Linked DNA regions of Homo sapiens: region 2 is linked to region 1. The links are chromatin loops, found by intact Hi-C in ENCODE. Cell type or tissue: mammary epithelial cell. All regions are shown on one strand.

Region 1 (8,000 bases):
TAAGGAAAGAAGCTGTCTTCATAACATAAAGATGCAAGGTGAAGCAGCAGTTGCTGATACAGAAGCTGCAGCAGGTTATCCAGAAGATCTAGCTAAGATCACTGATAAAGGTGTCTACACTCAACAACAGATTTTCAATGGAGATGAAATAGCCTTTTGTTGGCAAAAGATACCATGTAGGATTTTCCTAGCTAGAGAGAAGTCAGTGCCCGGCTGCAACGCTTCAAAGGCCAGGCTGACTGTCTTGTTAGGGGCCAATGCAGCTGGTGACTAAGTTGAAGCCAGTGCTCATTTACCATTCTGAAAATCCTAAAGCCTTAAGAATTCTGCTAAATCTGCTCTGTGCTCTAGAAATGGAACAACAAAGTCTGGATGACAGCTTATCTGTTAACAGCATGGTTTACTGAGTATTTTAAGTCCACTGTTGAGGCCTACTGCTAAAAAAACAAAAACAAAAAACAAACAAACAAAAAAATAACAACAAAACAAAAACCAAACCAAAAAAAACCCCAAAGATTCCTTTCAAAGTATTACTGCTCATTGACAGTGTGCCTGGTCACCCAAAAGCTCTGATAGAGAGGTACAAGGAAATGAATGTTTTCATGGCTGTTAGCATAACACAACATCCATTCTGAAGCCCATGGATCAAGGTGTAATTTCAACTTTCAAGTCTTACTATTCAAGAAGTATATTTTGTAAGGCTAGAGCTGCCATTGATAGTGATTCCTTTGATGGATCTGGGCAAAGTAAATTGAAAACCTTCTGGAAAGGGCTTACCATTGTAGGTGCTGTTAAGAACATTCATGATTCATGGGAGGAGGTCAAAATGTCATTAATAGTTTGGAAGAAGTTGATTCCAACTTTCATGGATGACTTTGAGGGGTTCAAGATGTCATTGGAGAAAGTCACTGCATATGTGGTGGAAATCGTAAGTGGGGCCTGAAGACGTGACTGAATTGTTGCAATCTCCTGATGAAACTTGAACAGAAGAGGAGTTGCTTCTTATCGATGAGCAAAGAAAGTGGTTTCATGAGATGCAAGCTACTCCTGGTGAAGATTCTGTGAACATTGTTAAAATGACCACAAAGGATTTAGAATATTTCATAAACTTAGTTGATAAAGCAACAACAGGGTTGGAGAGGATTGACTCTAACTTTGAAAGACGTTCTAATGTGGGCAAAATGCTATCAAACTGCATCTCATGCTACAAAGAATTATTTTGTGAAAGGAGGAGTTGATTGATGCAGCGAACTTCATTGTTGACTTATTTTAAGAAATTACGACAGCCACGCCAGCATTCAGCAAACACCACCCTGATTAGTCAGTAGGCATCACCATTGAGGTAGGACCCTCCACCAGCAAAAAGATAATGACTCGCTGAAAGCTGAGATGATCAGTAGCATTAAGATATTTTAAAGTTAACTAATGTACTTTATTTTAGACATAATGCTATTGCACACTTAATAGACTACAATATAGTGTAAACAAAACTTCTATATGCACTGGTAAACTAGAAAATTCATGTGGCTTTCTTTATTATGGTGGTCTGGAACAGAACCTGCAGTATCCCCAAGGTATTCTTGTATGATCTTATGGGACTACTGCTGGACATTGTGGTCTGTTGTTGTTGACTGAAATGTCTCATGCAGCACATGACTGTAATACAGTGGCAGGGGGGAATAGCGGCTGTATGTATGGAGGAGGTATAAATGAAACAAAATTGGTCAAATGTTGCTAATTGTTGAACTGGGTGGAGAATACATGGAATTTCATGCCTACTATAAATTCCTACCATAAAATTTCACTATAAATATAAATTCCTACTATAAATAAATACATGGAACTTCATTCCTACTATTAATGAAGGTAGGCTTTTCCTACTTCATTTATCATTCTACCTACCTCTATATATGCTTCAAGGTTTCTTTAATAAAAGTTAAAAAAAGTAATGCCCAGACCAGGCTCTGCAACCATGTGAAAATATGCTTTAATGCAGTGAACTGCAGAACATCCTCATGGTTAGATTTGTAGGTCTTCTCACTTTTGTTAAAAGGACTCAGGAGTTGTGTTCCATATGTTTGTAGCATTAACACCCTTGTGAAGATCAGCAAAAGTGCAGGAGCCATGTTGAAACCGCATGCACCAAAACTCATTCCAGCTCTGCTAGAGTCCTTAAGTGTATTGGAGCCCCAAGTTCTCAATTATTTGAGCCTCCGGGCGACAGAGCAAGAAAAGGTGAGTGGATAGCGCAGGCATATTGGTAAGTATCATGAGGGAAGAGCCCTGTTAAGATACCAAGGTTCATTTGAATGACACTGTCACTACTGTTACCAGAACTCACCCTCTGTCACCACATGCAGTGTTTTACTGTTTTTTTGGAGAGAGGTTGTCAGCTCATACACTGTCTTGTGAATTGGATGAAAACTGACACTTCCATCTAAAAAATGAATTAACATTTGTTTAACATAGTTTTTTGTATATTTCAATTTTGTTAGGGCTTGGATCTATACCTTCAGAGTCCTTCCATGGGCTCCCTCGCCCTGTAAGCAAAGAGTATTTGCACCTAGACTTTGGCATATCTCAAAATTGTTCTGCTTTTTAGGTGTAATGGAGTCACCTGGTCTCTGATCAGGGTCATTTTTATTTTTATTTTTATTTTTATTTTTTTGGAGACGGAGCATCACTCTGTCACCCAGGCTGGAGTGCAGTGGCACCATCTCGGCTCACTGCAACCTCTGCCTGCCAGGTTCAAGCGATTCTCCTGCCTCAGCATCCCGAGTAGCTGAGATTACAGGTGAGCGCCACCACACCCAGCTGATTTTTTGTATTTTTAGTAGAGACAGGGTTTCACCATGTTAGCCAGGATGGTCTTGATCTCCTGACCTCGTGATCCACCCGCCTCAGCCTCCCAAAGTGCTGGGATTACAGGCGTGAGCCACCGCACCCAGCCTGATCAGAGTCATTTTTTAAAACTTCAGATGAAACATATTTATTGTGAAAAGTTAATACAGAAGGATAGAAAGTAATCCCATAGAAGGTCTCCCAATCACCACAGTATCATTCCCTGAGGAGCACCTGCTGTCAAAAGTTTCCTGTGCCTTCTCTCAAATTCCTTTTTAGTCATAGGCTACCAAACCAAACAAACATACTAATTTAAAAATAGTATCAGACCGTGAATGTTGTTCTGTGATTTGTTTTTTAAATTAACAGTATATCGTGTCTATATATACACTTATTCTTTTTAATGTATGTATAGTGTTCTACAGTGAGGTGATTTTGAATTTTTGATGGAGAGGTTTTGCAACATCAAAGGTTTTAAGTGTTCTTTTTTTCTCCGTACCTTTGGCACTGTTGAATAACGTATGTGTGATAACAAGAATCTCATTTTTCTGATTTGCACTCTTTTCCTAGCATTGTCCATTGCCTTTTCAATATTGTATTAGTCGTTTATATTTCTTCTGTGATTGTGTTTATGTTCCATGTCTATTTTTCTATTTGACTGTTTTTTTAATTTATATATTTTTATTAGAACTGTTAAACCCTGTTATATACAACATGTTTCCTCTGTTCACTATTTGATCTTTAACTTGCCTAAACTTCTCTAATAACTTACTCTCTTTACCCTTTGCCTCTAATATTGCTGTTTCTTCTTCATTCATTATTTTTCCCTCTTTCAGCAGTAGACTTGCACCTTCCTGGGTGCCCATAGGATGTTTACTAAGCATTGAGAATTTGGAAACATAAATTCTAGTCTAAACTTTGTAGCCCTAGGCAAGTCACTTGTGTATGCCTTACTTTTCTCCCTTATCATATCTGGATAGTGTTAACCTCTCCTTCAGCACAGTTGTTAGATTAAAATACCTTCATAGATACGAAGGGTAATTACAAAGTTAAAGAACTGCACGTATAAAATTTTCTACTGCTTAGACACAATTTTAAAAACCTTAGAAATTTGTTTAGTCAGTTCCTTTATTTAGTGGATGGAGAACCTCAGGCTCAAGAAGGCTGGATGACTTGCCCAGAGCCATACTATGCTGATTTCTTAACTGTTATCTGAATTTCTCACCTGTAGTGTGGTGCTGGTTCCCCTGGTAAATTGTTGAGTGTAGGTCAAAAGAAATTAGAGTTAGACTTGATGTTTGCCTTTGTTATAGCTACGGATTATTTTTTTTTAAAGTTCTTTAGCTTGGAAGTGAAAGTCTTTTATGGGTGTTTGTGCGGATTATTCCTAATTAATTGAATGTGCCGGGTGACTTTAATTTCTCTTCTTTAGGCTGCGATGGATAGTGCTCGGCTTAGTGCTGCCAAATCTTCTCCAATGATGGAAACAATCAACATGGTGAGTGTCTTAAATAATAATGAGAGGGTTTGTTTGCTTACCTGAAAGTGTAATTCTTCAAAGTCTTCAGGCTATGTTAAATGAAGCAGAGACTTATGGGATGAGTCAAGCAGCTGTTGTGACTCCAGTTTTTTCTTAGTATATTTCTCTTTTCTTCTCTGTTACTAAGTGGAATAAATAATTCCCCAAATACCAGAAACAGTTGGTCCAAATTTGTATTACAAGAGACAACAACATATCAAGAGCTCTCTATAAATTTACATCTGTAGTCTTTTGATCTGCCTATTTAGAAAGGTTCAGAGTTGTGCCTGTGCCTAATAGTTATCTTTGGGAGGAACTAGGAAAGTTATAAGCTGTGGAGGTATTTAATGAAGTAGGTAACATAAAGGTATGTGAAGAGATTGGGCAATGTCGATATGTTGTTTTAGTCATAGGAAGGCATTTGCAGTAAAGGGCTGCTTGGCATTCTGAGGTTCTGATTTCTAAACTTCCTGGAGTCTTGGTAAAGTTACTCTGTTGTGCATTCCCTGTAATGGTTAGTTAGCTATGATTGTGTTTACTGGAAATTAGTTTGCTAAGCAGATCTGTACCTTTAGCAGGACTCTGAAGGTATAGATCCAACCCCTAAAAAAACTGAAGTGTACAAAAAACTATGTTAAACTGGTGAAGAGAAGTAGCTATTTTTTAGTGCCTGCTGGGGGAGTATTACCAAAATTTGGTCTAAGAATGTTATGTCTTAGTTGGATTATTGGGGGGAAATAAAAATTTAAAGAAATAGGAATAGTTAGTGAATACCATTTAGTTATATTCATTAGTAATAGAAAACATGTTAATTGCATTTTCAAAAATAAAGGCCAGCAATTTATAGGAAAAGTCATCTAAGAAGTTGACTCATTAGAGGGGGTTTGGTAGGGTAGGCCCACTGTAGAAGATCAATATTTAGTTTAGGTTTTTTATACTAAACATGGATTGATAAAGAGGAAGTAGGCCCAGAAAGATTCTTCATTCTTGAGTAATCATTATTTTTCTTTTTTAGCAAATTGATGTTTTTCATTTTTTTGTTTGTTTTTAGTGTTGAATCACTGATGAATAATTTTTCTGTTTGTAGTACAATAGTGGTTTTAATATTGAAATCAGAGCAGAAGCAAGCAGTGATTTTTCAACTTCATGTCAAATCCAGTTGGTACACGTTTGACAAGGGCAGTTTTTAATTGAAGATGTGGTCCTGACTTATTTGCCAAGGCTTACCTTTATATTTGTCCTTTTTCAAAAGTGCCTGCAATACCTTGATGTGTCAGTGCTGGGCGAGCTAGTTCCTAGGTTGTGTGAACTGATCAGAAGTGGTGTAGGTCTTGGAACTAAGGTAAGTGTACTTTCCACAAGAGGAAATGTGCATCTTCATTAGTTCTGGCCATAAGGATATAACAGCCATCATGTTTGAAATTCATGTTTTACCACAAAATCTAATATTATACACTAACCATTTTATTTCTGTGGTTGCACTGATAACTGAAAACATGTAACTGGTTCAAGAAATAAAACATCTAACTGTTCCAGTAAGTATTAACTTATTTAGTGGAATCATTTCTGTTCTCTGGTTGCCGTGTACATACCCTCTGGGTTGTCATTCATTAGCAGTTCATGGAAATGCACATCCAGTTATTAGGGCATGGATTGTTTTAGGTGGCAATTGCATTTTTCACAGAGGGGTCAGCAGTGTTTGAATAGAAAAATGTCCTAGTTTTCAAGATCTTTGAAGGATCAGACACCCCCCTACCACCCTTTTAACAACAAATTAATAACTCACATTTTTTCTTATGACAAAATTAACACTTGCTGGTATTTTAAAATTTTAGCATTTATAGATTAGGAGAAAGTTAAAATAAAAATTGTCCAGAATTTTGCCATACAGAGATAACTGCTGTTAATATTTTGAAGTGTTTCCTTCCAGTCTTTTCTGCACATGTATCTTCTGCAGTGTCCTCTTCTAATGGCCGTATGATACTCCACTGTATGGATGTAACATCATTTATTTTACTCCATCAAGGAACATCTGATTTGTTTTCAGTTTTTGAAAAAAATAGTAAAGCACTGTGATGAGTGTCTTCAGGCACACCTGAAGATATTTGGTTAAATTTCTGGAAATGGAAATGTTAGCACAGTGATGGACAAGATGACATATTTTGCTTTTCCAGAAGATTGTACCAGTTTTCTTTCTTTTTCACAATGTCTGAGATCACCCATCTTTCTCTTGGAGGTTTAAAAAAAATCGCTGCATTACTAGTTTAAGAGTTTGCCTTTTTCTATATTGAGTCCTGGAGGGGGTATTAGGCTTCATGTATTTTATATGTTTAAATTTTTGGCACCTAAGCCAATGGTTTGGTAGGTAGAACATTGTGACCATCAGATTTAGACCTTTGCTTTTGTAACCCTGTAGGGTGGCTGTGCCAGTGTCATTGTGTCATTAACTACTCAGTGTCCTCAGGACCTAACACCTTACTCAGGTGAGTTTGTCAAGGGATGTGTGGTGATATTTTTGCACAGCCCTGTCTTGTGTGACAGAGTTTTAAAAAGGAAAAATACTTATCATTCAGACCTGCTTGTGATGCTGTGTGCCTTTTCTCCCCTCAGTCCCCTGACTCCTTCATTTCTTTGTCTGCAGGAGGTGCAGAGTTTATCAAGTTTAGCAGCTTTTCACTGTTCATAAACATTTGATTATTCCTTAGTGGTATAAGGAGGTAAAAGTATCCTCTTTTCCACAGGACTTACCATTGATAGCTGATTTTACATCAGCATTTTTCTCTTCTTAGATTGGCTTCTAGACTGGACTAGTGTTCTTTATATACCTCGTTCTTATTTTGCATCTTTTTCCACGATATTCTAGTTTAATTTTAACTTTATATCATGTAAAAGGAAGCAAATGGATATATAAATATAACATCCAGAAATCTAAACTACTGTGGAGTAAATCAGATGTTAATTACAGGGTTAGGTTTGTTTGGGTTCTGGGAACAGAGTGGAACATTTGGTCAACCAAGTATCAGATTTTTTTCTCTTTATTTCTGGTAGGTAAACTTATGAGTGCTTTGCTGAGTGGCCTGACAGATCGGAACAGTGTGATTCAGAAATCTTGTGCATTTGCTATGGGCCATTTAGTTCGGGTGAGTTAAATTTCTTGCTTAGTTAAATAAAACTCTTTGACAGTTATAAAGAAATACTTAGGATTGTTTCTTTTTCAGACCTCACGGGATAGCAGCACTGAAAAACTCCTGCAGAAGCTCAATGGGTGGTATATGGAGAAAGAAGGTACCTTTCTTTTTCTATTTTATGTCATTTTAAATTTAGATGTTAACAGCCCAGTAAAACAGTACAAATTAGGTCTTACCCTCCATGATTTTATGTGATTTGCTAGAAACATTTGTTTCTTTTCTTTTCTTTTTTTTTGAGATGGTGTCTGGCTTTGTCGCTGAGGTTGGAGTGCAGTGGTGCTATCTCAGCTCACTGCAACCTCAGCCTCCTGGGCTCAAGCGATTCTTGTGTCTCAGCCTCCTGAGTAGCTGGAACTACAGGCACGTGCCACCACGCCTGGTTAATTTTTGTATTTTTTGTATAGGTGGGGTTTCGCCATGTTGCCCAGGCTGGTCTTAAACTCCCGAGCTCA
Region 2 (8,000 bases), 50 kb before region 1:
TGTATTTGTTTTGGTTTAAAAACATACTTTGATAGAAATTAGTCCCTTTCTTTTCCTTCTCTTCTACAATGTCAATTGCCCATTTCATTTGTGTGTTTCTAACATTTTCTTTTGTTAAGAAATGTTGGGGCTATAATTTTTTTGAAATCACTGAAGGAGGGGGAAAAATAATTTTAACAACCTGTGTTGAAACCTTCCATAGCTTAATTGACTGGAATAATCCTGCCATCATTAATAAGATGTACAAGGTGTACCTTGGAGATATACCACTGAAGACAAAAGAGGTAGGTTGTTTTGATTTATTCTCACATCAGCGTAAAAAGTAGTTTGTTGACATGAACTGCGTATTTATACATTTTCTTCTAGTTTCATTTAAGCTGAATCTGTGCTATAACAAAATGCTAGTTTTAAGTCATGCTAGTTTAGATGAATTAAAACCTGGTAATTTAGTTTACTGGATCTTGTGTTGTAAATTCAGATTCCTAAATAACAATGACAAACTGTCTAGAGTAGGGATTGACAAATTTTTTCTGTAAATTTTGTAGGCTTTGCAGGCCTTATGGTCTCTCAGGTTGCAGCTGCTGAACTCTTGTAACATGAAAGCAACTATAGGCAATACATAACCGAATGAGCATGGTTGTGTGCCGGTAAAACATTGTGGATACTGATGTTTGAATTTTGTGTAGTTTTCATATATTACAAAATATATTCCTTTGATATTTTTTAACCATTACAAAATGTAAAAATGATGCTTAACTCATAGACCTTATCAGAATAAATGGTGGGCCAGATTCGGACTGTGGGCTATAGTTTGCAGACTTCTGGTCTAGAATCTAGAACAAAAGATAGGTCCTTCTAAAGCCTCAAAGTAAGACCTTTGCCTTACTAACGTGAGTTCTTTTTAGTTCACTGTGTTTAAAAGTATTCCAGGTCCAAACCCAGATATACAAGGATTATTTGTTTGCATGCTTGCATTCTTGCTCTTTTTTGTTTGAGTTGGGGTTTAGCTATGTTGCCTAGGCTGGACTTGAACTTCTGGGCTTAAGCTGTGCTCCTGCCTCAGTCTCTTGAGTAGCTGTGACTACAGGTGCACACCACTGCACCTGTCTGCCTTTTTGCTTTTTAAACCATAAATACTTGTTTTAAAAATCAATATTAGCCCTGGTTAGATTAGATTGAGTGTGGTAAAGCAGAAATAACAATGAATTGGGAATCAGGACCTATGAATTCTAGCCCCAAATGGCTGTACACATGAATGTGCTGGGGAGGAAAGGTTTGGCTGATCACATAACTTTTCCTGGCCTCATGTTCTTCATGTAGAAAATGAAGGGGTTGGATTAGATTAGTGGTTCTCACAGTGTGGTCCATGGACCTTTTTAGGGTCACAAAACACCTTTTAGGCAGTCTGTGAAGGCCTTTTCTTTTTGTACTGTGTCAATATTTGCACTCATGGTACAAAAGCAATGGTGAGTGTACTTGCTAGGTTCCTACCACATATCAAAGCCATGTCACCAGATGACTAACAGTTATTCTATTCTTCAGTGTTATGTACTCATTTAAAAAAAAAAAGAGAATAAAACTCAGCTTTACTTAAGAACATCCTTGATGAAGCAGTAAAAATGACTTTACTTGAAGAGTAGACAGGCAAATTATAGCTACCGAGATGGGTATTTGGTGCATACTTTCTCTAAAAGGGAAAAAAATGAGCTTGTTACTTCAAGAAAAACAACATGATTTATTGGCAATGATAAAAGTTAGCTTTCAAGCAAAAATTAGAGTTTTGAGAAACTTGTATTCACCACAGTGATTTGATAGCTTATCAGTACTTAGTAGATTTTTCTGATGCCGTTAGAACACAGGTGATATGAGCACAGGCTTTGTGAAAAAAAATGTATGTATGAAGAAACATTTGCTTAACTCAGTGAGCCAGTATTGTGCACATGAAGAATGATGTTACAAAAGCATATAAGGACAAGGGAGCCATTCAGAGTAAGATAACCAGTGGAATATAGTATAAGAGTATACAAAAGTTCATTGATATGGTTTCAACTCCAAATTGCAACTAACCTTTTTTTTTTCATTTTTTAAAAATAAGCAATTAACTGTTAAGAAATTATTATTTGTCAAGTTTTGGTGTAGTATGAAAAAAGAATGTCCACAATTACCTAAGAAAGCTAAAATCATCTCCACTTTTCCAACCACACATATCTGTGCAAGCGAGGTTTTTGTTACTTATTTCAACCAAAACAATGTATTATAGCAGATTGAATACAGAAGAATATATAAAAATTCATTTCTCTTGTAGTAAGGCGAACATTGAAGAGATTAGTAGACAATGTAAAACAGTGCTTCTCCCTCAGTACAATTTTTTTTGCTTTGGAAAATAGTTATTTTTTATAAAAATGTTAGTTTTGAAAATAATGAGTTTATTAATAATTGTGAGTAAACAAATATGTTAAAATTTCTCAGTTTTAATTTCCCGTATAGTAAATATTGATAGGTTACACAGATATAAACAGAAGCTCTTTGGAGAGTTCAGTAATTTTTAAGAGTGTAAAGGGATCTTGAAACAAAGTTTGAGAGACCACTGATTAAGATGAATTCTCATGACATTTTCAGTTCAAAATAATTTTGAATTGCTGAGTTATAATCAAGCATATTTTCAACAGGGTGCAGTTCTGAAGCCAGAGTTGAAAAGGGACCCTGTCAGTACAAGAGTCAAGTTAAAGATTGTCCCCCATCTCCTCCGCTCTAGACAAGCTGCTGAAACGTTCCCAGCCAACATTCAGGTAATTTGTTTTTTCCAGAGAATATTGGCCTGTCTGCAACTTTTATGTCTATTTAATTAGAGAAAGAACTGTGTTAATGGATATTCAGTGGGTAGGTTGATGTATATAACAAGATTAATGAGATTCTTTTTTTCTATCTTAAATTTGCTGCAATATGATTTTAAAAAAATTATCAGAAAATATATATAGGTTGAGCATCTCTAATTAGAAAATCTGAAATCCTAAATGCTCCAAAGTCCAAAACTTTGTACTGACATGATGCTCCAAGTGCAAAATTCCATACCTGGTCTCATGTGATGGATTGCATTAAAACAGTCAAAACTTTACTTCATGCACAAAATTATTTAAAATATTGTATAAATTACCTTCAGGCTATGTGCATAAGGTGTATAGAAAATGTCAGTGAATTTCATCTTTAGATTTGGGTTTCATCCCCAGGATATCTCTTTATGTATGTACACATATTCCAAAATCTGAAAAAATCTGAAATCTCAAAACACTTCTGATCCTAAGCATTTCCAGTAAGGAACACTTAACCTATGCTATATTGGCTTCCATTTATCTTAAATGTATGGTAATAATCCCTTTCAGACAAGGTTTTTTTTTATGTGTGGCTTTTCTCCAAAAATGGTATCATTAGCAACTTAGTCACTTAAGTGACAAAGCTGAGTCATCCTTAACTGAAAGCTCACTTGAAGGCAGTGGCCAAATCCTCTTGATTTCATCTTAATGTCTTCACTTCTCTATGCCTATAATGCTGCTATTAATTCAAACTATTACTTCTTGTTTTGGTTATTGCAGTATTCTTTTAACTTACCTTCCTGCCTCTAGTCTTGGCCCACATTCAGTCTGTTTTCTTTTTCATTGCTTTTTTTTTTTTTCTGAGACAGGGTCTCACTGTGTTGCTCAGGCTGGAGTGCAGTGGCACAATCTTGTCTCACTCAGCCTCTACCTCCCAGGCTGAAGTGATCCTTCCACCTCAGCCTCCCGAGTAGCTAAAAAAAAAGTCTGTTTCAAATAATGTAGCACTTGATTATATTTTGTCCCATATCTTTTTGTGGTTTTTTTGGAGACGGAGTCTTTCTGTGCCACCCAGACTGGAGTGCAGTAGTGGTGTGATCTAGGCTTACTGCAGCCTCTGCCTCCCAAGCTCAAATGATTCTCCCATCTCCAGGCCTCCCAAGTAGCTGGGACTACAGGCATGTGCCACCATGCCTGGCTAATTTTTGTATTTTTTTGTACAGATGGAGTTTCACTATGTTGCCCAGGCTGGTCTAGAACTCCTGGGCTCAAGTGATCTTCCTGCCTTGGCCTCCCAAAGTGCTGGGATTTTTTTTTTTTTTTTTTGAAGTGAGACAGGATCTTGCTATGTTGCCCAGACTGGCCTTGAATGCTTGGGCTCAAGTGATCCTCCCGTCCTAGCCTCCCTAGTAGCTGGGACTGTAGGTGTGAGCCACCATGCTTGGCTATGTATCATTTTAATGTGTGTATCTCTTAACTCTTCAACAAGATTGAGTGCTTGTTCTTTTTTATATCTCTTAGTACCTAGCACAGTGGCAATTATAAAGCAGATACTCAATACTAGTCTGTAACTCACATGTTATTGTTAAATAAGATCAGAATACTGCTGGCAGTTTTAGGAACAAGAGTATAGAGTTTTTTTTTTTTTTTTTAGTGTAAGTAATCTTTGTCATAAAAAGGAACTTGAGGGATTTAGATATTTTTGATGTTGTTGGTTAATATTGAACTTGCTGGATGCTGCACAGGACTCATCTGCATGATCTTTTTGCCTTCTAGATGTGGTTCCATAATACTTGAAGCACCTTTACCCCAATGGGACACTTGTAGAATATTTCCATTTGTATGTTTTCTCTGAAGCTTTTATTAGAATTTGTCCTGAATCATATAATTAAGAAACATAGGGAATAGCTGAGTGGTGACCCACTGCAGTGTGTACTCTTCGTTTCCTCACTGTGGTAGACCCACAATCTTTGCAGACTTGTGCGATCAACCATTGTGTTTGTTACTCCACAGACTATTTATAGGAGCTTCTGATTGGCTTTCTAAGTTGGTCAGCTAATAATGTGTATCTGCATTAATGTTGAAGAACGAGATGTAGTATGAAAGGTCTGCTGCTGAATTCTGATTACTATTCAAAAATATTAAATTCTTATTTTTATTAATTGATGTTCTCAACTCTTCATTTTACATAGGTGGTGTATGATGGACTTTTTGGTACAAATACAAATTCAAAGTTAAGAACATTATCCCTGCAATTTGTGCATCATATTTGTATAACGTAAGTCTTTAACTATTTTAACTATAAAGTTTTCAAGCTGCTGGAATGATTGAGTGCTTCAAGTGTATCGTTTTACTCATCTTACCTAGAAAGAAAACATGTTTGCTCATCTTTAAAAATTTTTGTATTTTAATAGATTATTTAACTTATTTCGGTTATGTCTCTCATTATTTTATGTAATCATCCGTAAAGATATGTAGTCATGAGATTCTTATCTTGCTTTGTGTATGTGTGTTTTATTTAAAGCTGTCCAGAAATCAAGATTAAGCCATTAGGTCCAATGCTTTTGAATGGCCTCACCAAGCTAATCAATGAATACAAAGAGGTAAGTGACTTGTCTTTTAAATTTTATCAACATTTTATATCTTAAAGTATTTTCTATAATATTTCTGGTCTGTCAATGTAGTTAGTTAAAAGTTTGTTAAAGTTTCACTGTTCCTTAACATTTTACTTGAAATAGTACAAATTTCAGAAATTACTGCCCTTTTTTGCTTTTTTGGGGGGAAATAACTGTTAAAAACTGATATGAGGTCTTACTATATCTTTTTTTTTTTTTGAGATGGAGTTTTGCTCTAGTTGCCCAGGCTGGAGTGCAATGGCATGATCTTAGCTCCCTGCAACCTCCGGCTCCTGGTTCAAGTGATTCTCTTGCCTCAGCCTCCCGAGTAGCTGGGATTACAGGCACCTGCCACCACCACACCCAGCTAATTTTTTGTATTTTTAGTAGAGATGGGTTGGCCATCTCTACTGGCCGTCTCAAGGCCAGGCTGGTCTTGAATTCCTGACCTCAGGTGATCCGCCTGCCTCGGCCTCCCTAAGTGCTGGGATTACAGGCATGAGCCACCATGCCCAGCCTGCTGTATCTTTAAATAGCATTTTTTCAGCCAGCACCTTTTGTGCTACTTCTAGCTATTGTGCAAAAATGGAATTAAAGGAATTGAAATTTATGTTGATTTCCCTATGTGACTATTTGGATTTGGCTTGTGTTGGGAAACTGTTAATTCTCAGGGGCTAAGATACTTTTTTTCTTTTATATTTTTCTCTGGTAAATAATGGGGCTGAGATTTTAATGATTCAAAATTCTGTCAAAACATGCATTCAGTAAATTTTTGATTCCTTAAGCTAAATGGGATGAGGATTCCTTGGACTGTGGATTTTTGAATCCCTTTCCCTGCTGTATTTCTCTTACTATAATATCTCCAATATTTAAAAGGAATTTGCTTAAAAAGGTAATATTTCAAGAATTCATTAGCATTATTTTCCCCAGTCTAAGCTAAACATGAATGCATGTTTGCAGTAGTATAGTGAGATCAAGATCTTACATCTGAAATTAGAACTGAGTTTGAATCCTAGTTTTGTTCTTTGGTGAGTTACTTAAATTCTTTGCACCTTCTTATTAGAAAAATGAAAATAATACTGCTTGATTAGATTACTGTGAAGATTGAATGAGTTAATCTACCTAAATTGTTCACCATAGTCAAGGCACGTTAGTAGGTATTATTAGTGAAAGGCACTTTATTTACTGTGCAGCTGTGCTTTGGGGTGGTAAGTAGGCCTGGTTCTCATAGCTTCTTTCTCCTATTGAGTGATGCTTGCATGGTTAAGATCTAGGGGACCACTCAGATTATTTTATGGCATAGATGGTGAAATGCTTTAGAGTCATTGGTAGAAATGAAAATGTTCTGGGGCTCTTGGGGAGAAGCTGTATATTTAAATGTAAGTTAGAGAGGCCAGACAAACCACAGGGTGTGAGTCCCCTTACCTGCAGGTGACATCTGCATGTCTTCCCAACAGATGAATCCATAAGAGTAGCCATTTAGATGTGGAAGGGCAAATCCTAGGATAAACACATAAACTTTAACTGGTAGAAGTTTATTGTGTTCTGAGTAATCAGATTATTAGTTTTTGTAAAACCATGTAAAACTCTATCTGTATCTTGAGGAGAGAACCTCACTAATTCACCTGGTGATTATGACCCTCTTAATTTTTTATGGTAGAAAATATGATAGAAAGCTGTTCATTACAGTGTAGATTTTTAGAAGATCACACTACAGTTTATTGCAATTTTGGTGAGAGACGGAGGATCCTAGTCTGTTGGACCGGTGATGTATTTTCTAATGAGTTAATGTTTTTTAGTGTGTTGAAGATGAACTTTGGTGTTTGGAGGTTACATAGTGTTGAAATATCTTGAACTCAGCACCAGCTAAGAGAAACCTTTCATATCTATGACCACTGCATTTTCTTTTTGGAGCGATTGGGGATGCAAGGTTTTGTCTTGTTTTTCCTTTTAGTTAGTGTGATGGATTCTGGGTTTGGACATTTTTGTTGTTGTTCAGGTGCTAACACCATGTAGTTAGACAGAGTGAGACCTAGGTTTAATAAGGAGTAAAATAATGCATGTAATTGCAGCGAAAAGGTTTTACTGTTTACTGTATTTTTTGTTTTGTCTGTTTTTTGTTCTTTCTTTTCTTTCTTTTCTTTTTTTAATTTCAAGGACCCTAAACTACTGTCAATGGCATATTCAGCTGTTGGAAAACTCTCCAGGTGAGTAAACTCTTTTTTAGTGAGAGATATGGTGTTGGTAAACAGAGAAAAATTATGTGGCATTTAATAATGGCGGAGAATAAATTTGTCGTGATTCTGAAAGGGAATGTATTTAATGGTCATAGGTTGTTTAGAAATGTCTTCTGTGTAGAAGGAAAAAGATGTGAGACATTTTAATTTACATTTGAAGGTATGTTACTGTATTAAATGGTGGTCTTGAAATGAGAGTTTGAACTTAATTGTGTCATAATGGGTTACTTTTTTTGTACCCTAGAGACTTTTGATTGACCTTAAGTGTTTTTGTTGCTACTTGGCACTAATCTTTATAAACCCAGTGATCAAGGTTTTTCTAGTGATTCTCTTTTCTG

Evidence for each region. A loop is a pair of places that touch in the nucleus more often than their neighbours do. Peaks named below come from ENCODE experiments on the same cell type or tissue, not always from the same donor. Only the 100,000 strongest peaks of a DNase experiment are listed, where the experiment ranks them.
Region 2: it touches region 1 in a loop (2.3-fold over the local background); 19 of 110 quality-filtered maps call a loop at or near these places.

What each region holds. Positions count from the first base shown.
Region 1 is chr9:111,372,815-111,380,814 of GRCh38, reverse strand. It overlaps ECPAS (Ecm29 proteasome adaptor and scaffold), which reads left to right. Exons shown (of 50, transcript NM_001364929.1): 36 at 2,085-2,235; 37 at 4,274-4,339; 38 at 5,613-5,702; 39 at 6,777-6,843; 40 at 7,409-7,500; 41 at 7,579-7,645. Among named protein-coding and RNA genes, the nearest start is that of OR2K2, 47 kb to the right of the region's middle. In mammary epithelial cell, no CTCF peak of the experiment used is centred here; no DNase peak of the experiment used is centred here; H3K27ac peaks cover 623 bases.
Region 2 is chr9:111,422,831-111,430,830 of GRCh38, reverse strand. It overlaps ECPAS (Ecm29 proteasome adaptor and scaffold), which reads left to right. Exons shown (of 50, transcript NM_001364929.1): 9 at 203-284; 10 at 2,670-2,789; 11 at 5,003-5,088; 12 at 5,335-5,413; 13 at 7,583-7,632. Among named protein-coding and RNA genes, the nearest start is that of ECPAS, 58 kb to the left of the region's middle. In mammary epithelial cell, no CTCF peak of the experiment used is centred here; no DNase peak of the experiment used is centred here.